Regions from separate parts of the Homo sapiens genome. Here region 2 is linked to region 1. Evidence: chromatin loops called from intact Hi-C (ENCODE). Cell type or tissue: lower leg skin. All regions are shown on one strand. Links, peaks and the distances in the headings refer to the core of each region. The heading gives the core; the rest is flanking DNA.

Region 1 (5,383 bases), core at 128-5,127:
GCCTGACGCACCGCGCTCGGCCAGCAAATATGTATTAATATTAAAAATAGATTGTGTTTTAGGCCCCAAACCATAGAGTAGCTTCTAACTCACAGTAAAAGCCCAAGACCTCATGGTCTCATTCCCACTACCTTACTGACTTTGTCTCTAGTTTGCCCCATCTGGTTCTATTCCAGGTTTGAGGGCCTCTCTGCTAGTTCTCTCTCTTACCTGCACTGCCTGTTTCACTCTACCTGGAAAGGCCTTTCCCCAGATAGCCACATGGTTTATCCCCTCACTTGCTGTAATTCTACTCAAATATTACCTTCTCAGTGAGGCCCCTCCCTGTCTATTGTGTTTGATATTATAATTCTGCCATCCCAGCATTCCTCCTTCCTCTTTTCTGCATTAGTTTTCTCAGTAGCAGTTATCACCTGACATGCTATAAAATTTACTGTGTGTGTGTGCGCGCGTGCGTGCGCGCGTACGCATGTGTAAGCTCCATGAAGGCAGGAATTGTCTGTTGTGTTTGCTGTTGTATCCCCAGAGCCTGGAGCAGCTGTGATTTAAAGTAAGCACTCAAATGTTTGTTAAGCAAGGGAGTGCTCATTCAGCACCTTGTATTATCCTATAAGGATCACCTTACCCCTGCTTACAAGGGCTTGGACAACAGTGCTACAAGTAAGCAAAGTGCCAAAGGAGGAAAAAAGGAGAGTGTCCAAAACAGAACGCAGTGAAGATTTTAGATTGGCTTTTGGAGGCTCAAGCTGGGTCTTTAAAAACAAACAAGAGCTATGACTTGTTCTAAAGAATCGAAAATGTATAGGCCGGGTGCGGTGGCTCACGCCTGTAATCCCAGCACTTTGGGAGGCCGAGGCGGGTGGATCATGAGGTTAGGAGATCGAGACCATCCTGGCTAACACGGTGAAACCCCGTCTCTACTAAAAATACAAAAAATTAGCTGGGCGTGGTGGCGGGCGCCTATAGTTCCAGCTACTCGGGGGGCTGAGGCAGGAGAATGGCGTGAACCCAGGAGGAAGAGTTTGCAATGAACCAAGATCGTGCCACTGCACTCCAGCCTGGGCAACAGAGCGAGACTCCGTCTGAAAAAAAAAAAAAAGAATAGAAAATGTATAGAGGGAAATCAGGCAAGCAAAACAAAATGTGGGAATGAAAAGCAACACAATGTGCCTGTGAATGAAAGACACCATGACACAAGTAGAGCGCAGCACGGTGTAGCTTAGCAACTTACACAAAACCCACTTGAGTGATATGCTTGACTTTAGGCTTGATATAAATTGGTACGTGTAACATAAGGCTGGAAAAGCAAGTTCAGGCACGCCTAGGTTGCATGAAAGCACAATAGTATGATTTTAACTTCACAGTCAGCAGGGCTGTCACTTACTGTGTGACATTGAATAAGTAACTTAACCTCTCTGAGTCTTGGGTTTCTCATCTGCCACACAAAGATAACCACATAAGCTTCATAAGATTGTTATGAAGATGAACTAAATAATCTTAACTTTTGCCATGCTCTACCTGGCACCCCTTACCCGCACAACTAGACTGTTCTCTACCTCGTTACCAGAGGGATATTTTTTCACTTAAATAATAATGAAATATATGACCAATGCTTTCTTTTGCCTCCATTTTTTTTTTTTTTTTTTTTTTTTTTGATGCAAAGTCTTGCTCAGTCTTCGAGGCTGGAGTGCAGTGGTGCAATCTTGGCTCACTACAACCTCTGCCTCCTGGGTTTAAGCTATTCTCCTATCTCAGCCTCCCAAGTAGCTAGGATTACAGGCGTGTGCCAGCATGCCTGGCTAATTTTTGTATTTTTAGTAGAAACAGGGTTTCACCATGTTGGCCAGGCTGGTTTCGAACTCCCGACCTCAGGTAATCCGCCCACCTCAGCCTCCTAAAGTGCTGGGATTACAGGCCTGAGCCACTGCACCCGGCCTCTTTTGCTGCCTTTTAAAATGTTTTTATTGTGGTAAAATACACGTAACTTAAATTTTACCTTTTTAATGTTTTTTAAATAGTTAAGTAGCTTTAAATACATTCATCTTGTTATCCAACTATCACCACCACCTATCTCCAGAACTTGTCCATCAGCCAGAGAGATTTTTAGGGTTTTGTTTGTTTGTTTGTTTTGAGACAGAATCTCGCTTTGTCACCCAGGCTGGAGTGCTGTGGCGGCATGATCACCACTTACTGCAGCCTCAGCCTGAGCCTCCCGAGTAGCTGGAACTACAGGCATGCATCATCACACCCAGCTAATTTTTTTATTTCTTTTCTTTTCTTTTTTAGTAGAGATGGGGCCTCATTATGTTGCTCAGGCTAGAGGGATTTTTTATTTATTTATTTATTTATTTATTTGAGATGGAGTCTCGCTCTGTTGCCCAGGCTGGAGTGCAATGGCGCGATCTTGGCTCACTGCAACCTCCGCCTCCTGGGTAGCCTAGAGGGATTTTTAAAACATAAATTACTACCTCACGTCACTCATCTGCCCAAATGGCTCCCCATTATAAAAGCTAGTGGCCTTACAAGGCTTCATGTCCTCTCCCCACTCCTGCCTCACCTTCTACCCTCGCCCTTGGCCATGCCAATGTACAGATGTCTTTTAATGTTCCTTGAACACCCCTAGTATACACCCACCTCATTGCCTTTGCAGTTGTTATTTCTTCTGCCTAGAAAGTTCTTCCCCTAGAAATCCACAGGGATGACTCATTCTAGCCAAATGTTACTTCCAGAGAAGCCACCCTTGACCATCCATCCAGAACAGCCTCCCCTCTGCACCCTCTGTCCCCTGACCCAGCATTATGCTAGATGTCTGCAGGTTTAGTTGTTGACCGTCTGACTCCCCACTCTAAGGTAAACTCCCATTAAGGCGGAGACCTAGTCTGTTTACTCCCTGCTGAGTCCCCAGCTTCTAGAATATTGCCCAACACATTCGAAGTGCTCAGTAAATATTTGTGAAAAAATTAAGTACGTAAAGTGGCTGGTCCAGAAATTGTCCTTCAGAAGCTATCCCTCCTGCCTTTTCCTGGGAGCCTGCAGAACAGCATGTTCTTGACCTTCCACTGTGCTCCACGAGGCTCAGACCATAACCTGGGGTCAGTTGTGGGAAGTGTGTCTTAAGGAAGACCCTGTGGTATAACCAAAGATCAGTAGCCACAGGTGGCGATTGGCCTTGATGCATGAACTTCTGTGAAAAGTAGGCTCTTGAAGCCTGGAGAAGATCCCAATTGGGAATCACAGGATGGCTCTCTTCAAATAGTTTAAGAGATGTTGTGTGGAATTAAAATTCTTGTTCTGTGTGGCCAGAGATGGCAAATCCAGTGATAGAATTTTATTTATTTATTTATTTGTTAAGACACAGGGTCTTGCTCTATTGCCCAGGCTGGAGTTGCAGAGGCAGAATCATAGCTCACTATAACCTCAAACTCCTGGCCTCAAGGGATCCTCTCACCTTGGCCTCCCAAAGCCCTGGGATTACAGGCATGCATCACCATGCCTGGCCAGTGATAGAATTTGCTAACAGTAATTGGCAGAGTGGAGTGGGTTGCCATGGAATGATCAGGTTGGATCAGAGTTTATCAGACTGAGTTTGTAGGCATGATCTCAGGGGCTGTGCATTCTCTTACAAGCACATTCTGGATCATCTGGAGGAGCCCCTGCGATTATGTTTAATCCTCTTTTGGCTCTAGGTTGTCTTTTATTGTCACAGACTAATGAGAAAAAGAAAAGAAGGAGTGGGATTTAATATATGCACGATGCATTGAAGACCAGGGAAAGCCAGATGACCGCCAGGCACTCAATAGAGTCAGAAAGGTTTCAGACTGAATAGAAAAAAATAGAAAAGTATACATAAACAGACCTCAAAAGAACCTATGAGGGGCTGGACATGGTGGCTCACACCTGTAATCTCAGCACTTTGGGAAGCCAAGGTGGGAGGGATCTCTTGAGCCCAGGAGTTTGAGACCAGCCTGGGCAGCATAGGGAGATCACATCTCTATAAAAAGTTTAAGAATTAGCCAGGCATGGTGGACTACTACAAGCCTGTGGTCCCAGCTACTTGGAAAGCTGCGGTGCGAGGATCACTTGAGCCTGGGAGGTCAATGTTGCAGTGAGTGGTGATCACAACACTGCACTCCAGCCTGGACAACACAGCAAGACCCTGTCTCAAAAAAAAAAAAAAAAAAAAAAGAAGAAGAAGAACCTGCTAGGCCCTAGGCCCTTGTGCCATATTAGGTGATTTTTTTTGTTTCAGCAAATCAACATCATCTTTTGCATTAAATTAACATCGCTAATTTCAATTGCATTGGTTTTGTGGTCCTATTTGTATTTAGTTTGTAGATGTGTTGATTGCAAAATAGGCCCTGTAGTTGTCTGAGAATTATAACCATAAGGAGTTAATACCTAGTTTTATGATTGTAGTATTAGTCATGTTATAATAAAAGTAATTTAGGTCAACCCAATTTGGAAAAACACTGAGTCATGCCTGAAGATCTTTTACTTCCTCTAGCCCCAAGTGTCTGCGATTATGCAAATCATGTGTAACAGTTGTGTGGCTATTACTGCAATATTGTTTGGGATATAGAAATCAAAATCTTTCACAGATTTAGCTTGTTTTAGCACAGTCTAGGTTCTCTTTGCAAGGGCCTGCAGCCTCCGTTTTGGGAACTTGAGTCCAATTCTGTTACCCAGCAATCAGAGAGATTGCTAACTAAACTTTATTCTAAGTTTAACACAGTTGGTTGTGTTCTTGTTAACCTCAGAGAGGCCTCTTTTTCCTGAAAGTTAACTGGTCCCGTTATTTGAAAGGAAATTTTAAGAACCTGAACACCTATAGGATTCAGATTCTATTAAAAAGCAAAGGTATACTTTGGGAATGGAGGGGTGGGGAAAGACAGAGAAACTAAAAATAATCTTCCCGTATAAGAGCTTGAAGTGGATCTACCCTAATTATTGCCTCGCTTGTTTTCCTTTTGCAGATATTTTTCCCACTTTTATATCATCTCAGTGCTGTGGAATGGCTTCCTGCTTTGGTGCCTTACTCAATCTCTGTTCCTGGGAGCACCTTTTCCAAGCTGGCTTCATGGTTTGCTCAGAATTCTCGGGGCGGCACAGTTCCAGGGTAAGGACTCCCTGGGCTTATGACAACGCTGCATCCCGTTTCTGTTGTTCCTGTCTGCAAGGGAGCAGTTTTTGGCATTTTGTCTCCTCTCTCGGCACCTCCTCAGAAGGGCCTGGGAAGTGGAGGATGAGGGCAAAAAAGAGCTTTGCACGGTTCATTGCCGGATGGCCAAAAGGATGTCCCTAAGCCCTTCCCTGAGAAGGAGACAGAGCCAAGAGTTAGCGCTCCTGACTTCCCAGCAAGTGCTGTGTTGTGTGCAGAACTGGC
Region 2 (5,383 bases), core at 271-5,270, 190 kb after region 1:
CCGTGCATGGTGGCTCACACCTATACCCAGCACTTTGGGAGGCCAAGGTGGGGGGATCTCTTAAGCCCAGGAGTTCAAGAACAGCCGGGGCAACATGACAAGACCCCGCCTATACAAAAAATTTAAAAATTAGCTGGGCATGGTGGCATGTGCCTGTGGTTCCAGCTACTGAGGAGGCTGAGGTGAAGGATTGCCTGAGCCCAAAAGGTTGAGGCTACAGTGAGCCATGTTCACACCACTACACTCCAGCCTGGGTGCCAGAGTGAGACCTTGTCTCAAAAAAAAAAAAAAAAAAAAAAAAAAAAGGTGAAATTGAGATATTTTCAGAGAAACAAAAATAGAAAAAATCACTGATACTAGGTAGGCCAGTATCAAAATGCATGATATAGGGAAGTGACAGTATTATTATCCTAAAAATTGAAAACAACTTCAATGTCCAACAGAAGATTGATAAGTAAATTATTACACAGAGATGAGAATGTTACATACCTACTAAAAATAATCACATAGCAGAAAAATACTGACATGAAAATATGTTGATGATTCACTGTTAACTGAACAGCTTGCACTGCAGTGGACTACATTAGGAGCCCATAACATCATATAAGTATACATATACTTATGTAATGGCTCAACAAAATGCAGGAAGCAGATAGATAATCAAGAAGATTAACAACAGCACTTTCGGTGGTATGATCTCCAATGATATTAATTTTTTTTTTTTTTTTTTGAGACTGAGTCTTGATCTGTCGCACAGGCTGGAGTGCAATGGCGTGATCTCTGCTCACTGCAACCTCTGCCTCCTGGGTTCAAGCAATTCTCCTGCCTTAGCCTCCCAAGTAGCTGGGATTACAGGCACCCGCCACCATGCCCGGCTAATTTTTGTACTTTTAGTAGAGACAGGGTTTCACCATGTTGGCCAGGCTGGTCTCAAACTCCTGACCTCAAGTGATCCACCCACCTCAGCCTCCGAAAGTGCTGGGATTACAGGTGTGAGCCACTGTGCCCTGCCTAAAATGTAATCTATGCTTTCTTACTGTTTCCCACATTAGGGATGTGCTATTTTTTAATTGGGGGCAAGAGAGGAGGGGAGAGGAGGGGAGGGGAGGGGAGGGGGGAATGGAGAAAGGCAACTCTTTACATTAAACCATATTTTAATACAAATGATAAGTTCTTAGCTAGGCATATGGTCTAACCTTTATTGGTATATCCCCCATGTGTGCTTTTTAATTTTTTTTTGATACCAAAACCTGCCAACATGAATCAACCTGTACTTTCATTTTCCACTATTTGGACCTTGAGAGCTTGCTCGAAGGTTCTAGCAGGGGAGCGCAGCTGCTCGTATACCCTTGACCCAAGACCAGTCCTCCTCTATTTGGGATGGTTGTCCTCTTCAACCAAGCACGCAGCTTCAGCTTCAGGAGGGACGCACGTGGAGTGGAGAGGGAGGAAGGGGACACCTGCCGAGCCAGCCAGATGAGCTGAATCAACCCTGGGGATCAATGGGGTAACATGTCACAGCCAGATAGCCCTCACATTCAATTTTCCACTATTTGGGATGAGAATTAAAAATGTTAAGTACCTGAATGTGACCTCTTTGAAAAAGAAACTTAATCGTCGTCATTATTAATGTAAAAAATGAAAATGTTTCTGAAAAATGAAAAGCAAATTATATCCGAAACAGCATACTTTAAAAGACAAAGTAATTCATAAAATTTCATTTTTCACAAGTGATTTCTGTAGACTTCTAAGACTTAAAATTAACAGAATTACATCTCTGTGAAATATCCAACTAAAGTAATAACTCAGAGTTGAGGCTATAAGAGTAAGTTTAAATAATTCAACATTTGCATAATCAAAAAAATGGAAAAAAACAGGAATCTCGGTATCCACCTGTTTCACAGAAGTTACACCTAATAGGGCTTTTAATAAATGGTTGTAAAGCAACCTGTAAATATAAATGCCATTATGTAATTATAGTCAATTAGTAACAATTATATTGCTCTGACACTTGAGTGTTCTATAAATAATTCATACAACTCCATCTAGAATTTTTGATCCAGAAAAGGAGAAAATGCAACAGCCATTGGTGTAATGCCTACAAGGAACTTAAAAAATATTTTACTTTATGCATCTGTAAAAAACTATAAGGAAACAGATAAACATCAAAAGGTTTAGCTACAGTGCAGAACTTTGACTTTTCCCCCACAATATTGTTTTATTAAAATAGTCACAGTAAATAAATGCTTTATTTGACACAGCACTAGAAGTAAAAATGTGTGGAAGAGGTGACATAATATATATGCTTCAAGATTGAGATAAGAGGAAACAATTTTCTTTTAATATTAACACTGGCTGACATATTTGATGGTAGACAACAGTTAACTGATAGGATTTAATTTCCTAATTTTTCTAGCAATCCTGAAATGATTAAAGAGGCTGTATTATAATTATCAAATAAAACATCAAATGGTTCTTTCCAGCGGGAAAGCTTAAAAAAAACTACTGAAATAGCTATCAGTCTCACAGATGCCTGCTAAAAGAACATAACAACTCCTTACGTTATCAAGAGCTAAGATCTAAGTTTCCTTTCTTAACTAATTAAAAGGTTAAGATACGTATTCTCCCTCAAAATCCCATGCCTCTCCCCCCACCAAAAAAAAAAAAAACAGCCAGAAATAGGCTCATCCTTACAAATGTTGTATGTAATTTTCTTATAAAATCTATCATTTTCCACCTTGTGTTATAATGTCTATGCTTTTCAGTTGGGCATGGTGGCTCATGCCTGTAATCCCAGCACTTTGGGAGGCCGAGGTGGGCGGATCACCTGAGGTCAGCAGTTTGAGACCAGCCCGGCCAACATGGAGAAACACCGTTGTCTACTAAAAATACAAAAATTAGCCGGGTGTGGTGGCAGATACCTGTAATCCCAGCTACTCTTGGAGGGCTAAGGCAGGAGAATCGCTTGAACCAAGGAGGCGGAGGTTGCAGTGAGCTGAGATCACGCCACTGCACTCCAGCCCGGGTGACAGAGAGAGACTCTGTCTCAAATAATAATAATAATAATAATAATAATAATAATAATATTATTATTATTATTATTATTAATGTCTATGCTGTTTTAACCATACTAGATTTCAAAACCACTGAAGGCAGGGTCAATTATACTGCATCTTTCTAGGTATCTCCCATAGTAAATAGTCTTGATCAATACTCTGAACTTTTTGCAAACTCCATCAGCTAAAAAGAATTAAGGTTTGGTAATTCTTTGTAACCTGGTTTAAAACAAACCCTCTGGAACTATTAGAGAACCAGAGGGATGGATGGAGGAGAGGGTAGTGCATATTAGTTGTTTGTTGTCAGTTAAGCAAAAGCCAAACCAAAGAGCCTCTTCTCTCCTTTTCCCTTCAAAAGCTAAATTTTATCCAAGTCAGTATCAGTGTCCCTTAGTTAAGGACAGTCTGCTTAGGTTCACTTCAGAGGAGCTCAAGAGGCTGGTGTAATCTACGAGGCTTTCGTAGGAGTCTGCAAGCAAGTACAGAAGGAAAAAAAATCAAAGTTTAACCCATACACTATCGATCAAGTCAAAAGCCAAAGAAAACCCTAAAACTTGGACTCTAAAGAGTCCTATAAAATTCATGGAATCCAAGCACCTTTTGGGTTTGTTTTGTTTAAAACAGGGTGTCACTCTGTCACCAAGGCTGAACTCCTGGGTTCAAGTGATCCCTCCACCTCAGCCTCCCAATTAGCTGAAACTACGGTGTGCACCACCCCATCTGGCTAATTTTTTTTAAAAAAATTTTGTAGCAAAGAGGTCTCACTATGTTGCCCAGGCTGGTCCTGAAATCCTGGGCTCAAGCCATTCTCCCACCTCGGCCGCTCGAAGTTTACAGTGAATTAAATCTATACCAGATAAAACTCACATCAGTATGACCTCCCTTCAAACTCTGCAAATGCCTCCATAACAATTGGCCCCTCACTAGTGAAAAGATGAGTATGACCTATGGTCTATATCAGATGTTAAGCTTTCTGACAGGCTCCAAGTCATGTCCCTGTCCTGTAGGTAATAACAGAGCCCATACTGGAGGCAAAATGGCAAAGCAGATGATCATTCAAGATGATTCCGTTTTCAAGGCTGAAAAGAACATATTTGCAAATGCACAGAAAAAGATCTACAAGATCATACAGTGGTGTTAACAGTGTTACCCTTCAGTCAAGGGTATACGAGTAGCTGTGCTCCCTAGATTCCTCTGGGGAGGAATGTGAGCTAGAAGTGGATGTAAAGGGGTTGTCACTTATTATATATACACTGTATTAACTTTTTATGAGCATCAATTTACTTCTGTAATTTTAAAAATAAGAGTCCCAGCTACTCGGGAGGCTGAGGCAGGAGAATCTCTTGAACCTGGGAGCCGGAGGTTGCAGTGAGCCAAGATCGTGCCACTGCACTCCGGCCTGGTGACAGAGCAAGACTCCGTCTCCAAAAAAAAAAAAAATTGAAATGTAATTCCATTTTTAAAAAAGATTGAACGGACCCACATGGAATTCAAATGAAAAATAAGTGACACTTTGCAGAAGTCTATTAGAAAAACCTACATATCAAACAGAAATAATATAAGTATCCTATCCTACAAAATAAAAAGGAATACTGGTAATATTACAAAAATGCCCACAGCAACTGCAATCCATTACTCACTATTCACTACTTTCATTACACAATATTAGTCACCAGGGGGAGTTTGAGGGTCCCCTCCCAAAATTATATCTCATCTAACAGCTGCCTGTGCAGTCTTAACCTCATTAAACAGGTTTTCAACAATCCAGTCCTAAAAAAATGTTCATTTTGTACACTTTCATGAGAAACAACCAGACACACACACACACACACACACACACACACACACCCCAATTTACCTTTCACTGGGGTTCATGTTTGATTTCCTCAAAAGAAAGAAAAGTTTCCCAACCTGAAAAGCAAACTAACCTAGACAATCAAGTTTACTAGCACTTTAAGGGAATGTTCACATCCTCCTCATAATTGTTTGTCATGAAACTTTGGGGTTAAGTAAAATTTTACCCATCTATGACTCCTGAAAAAAAGAGGAGGGGGAAACACAAACTACACTCTGAAAGCAGCATAATCCAGCCATAATGCCAAATGTAAACAGTCATATATTTTAGCAAGGCAAGATATAACTAAACATCTTTAAAAGATAAATGCCTGTGACCTCTGCAATCTTAAAAATTAAAGTGTAAATAGTCATAAAAGGTATCCCAAACTTCCTTTTTAGTTGATTTTCCTAAAAAATATGAAAAGCAATCATATTGAAAATGACTCAAATCACCATAAATTAGGCAACAAAAATCACACAAATTATTTGGG

Evidence for each region. Hi-C counts contacts between places; a loop is a spot of excess contacts. Peaks named below come from ENCODE experiments on the same cell type or tissue, not always from the same donor. Only the 100,000 strongest peaks of a DNase experiment are listed, where the experiment ranks them.
Region 2: a loop joins it to region 1, with 6 times the contacts of the local background. A loop is called at or near these places in 88 of 110 quality-filtered maps.

What each region holds. Positions count from the first base shown.
Region 1 is chr4:55,354,373-55,359,755 of GRCh38, forward strand. It overlaps SRD5A3 (steroid 5 alpha-reductase 3), which reads left to right. Exons shown (of 5, transcript NM_024592.5): 2 at 4,974-5,116. Among named protein-coding and RNA genes, the nearest start is that of SRD5A3, 11 kb to the left of the region's middle. In lower leg skin, for the core only: no CTCF peak of the experiment used is centred there; no DNase peak of the experiment used is centred there.
Region 2 is chr4:55,539,296-55,544,678 of GRCh38, forward strand. All of the region lies in intron 1 of CLOCK (clock circadian regulator), which reads right to left. It also overlaps the pseudogene RN7SKP30. Among named protein-coding and RNA genes, the nearest start is that of CLOCK, 4.9 kb to the right of the region's middle. In lower leg skin, for the core only: no CTCF peak of the experiment used is centred there; no DNase peak of the experiment used is centred there.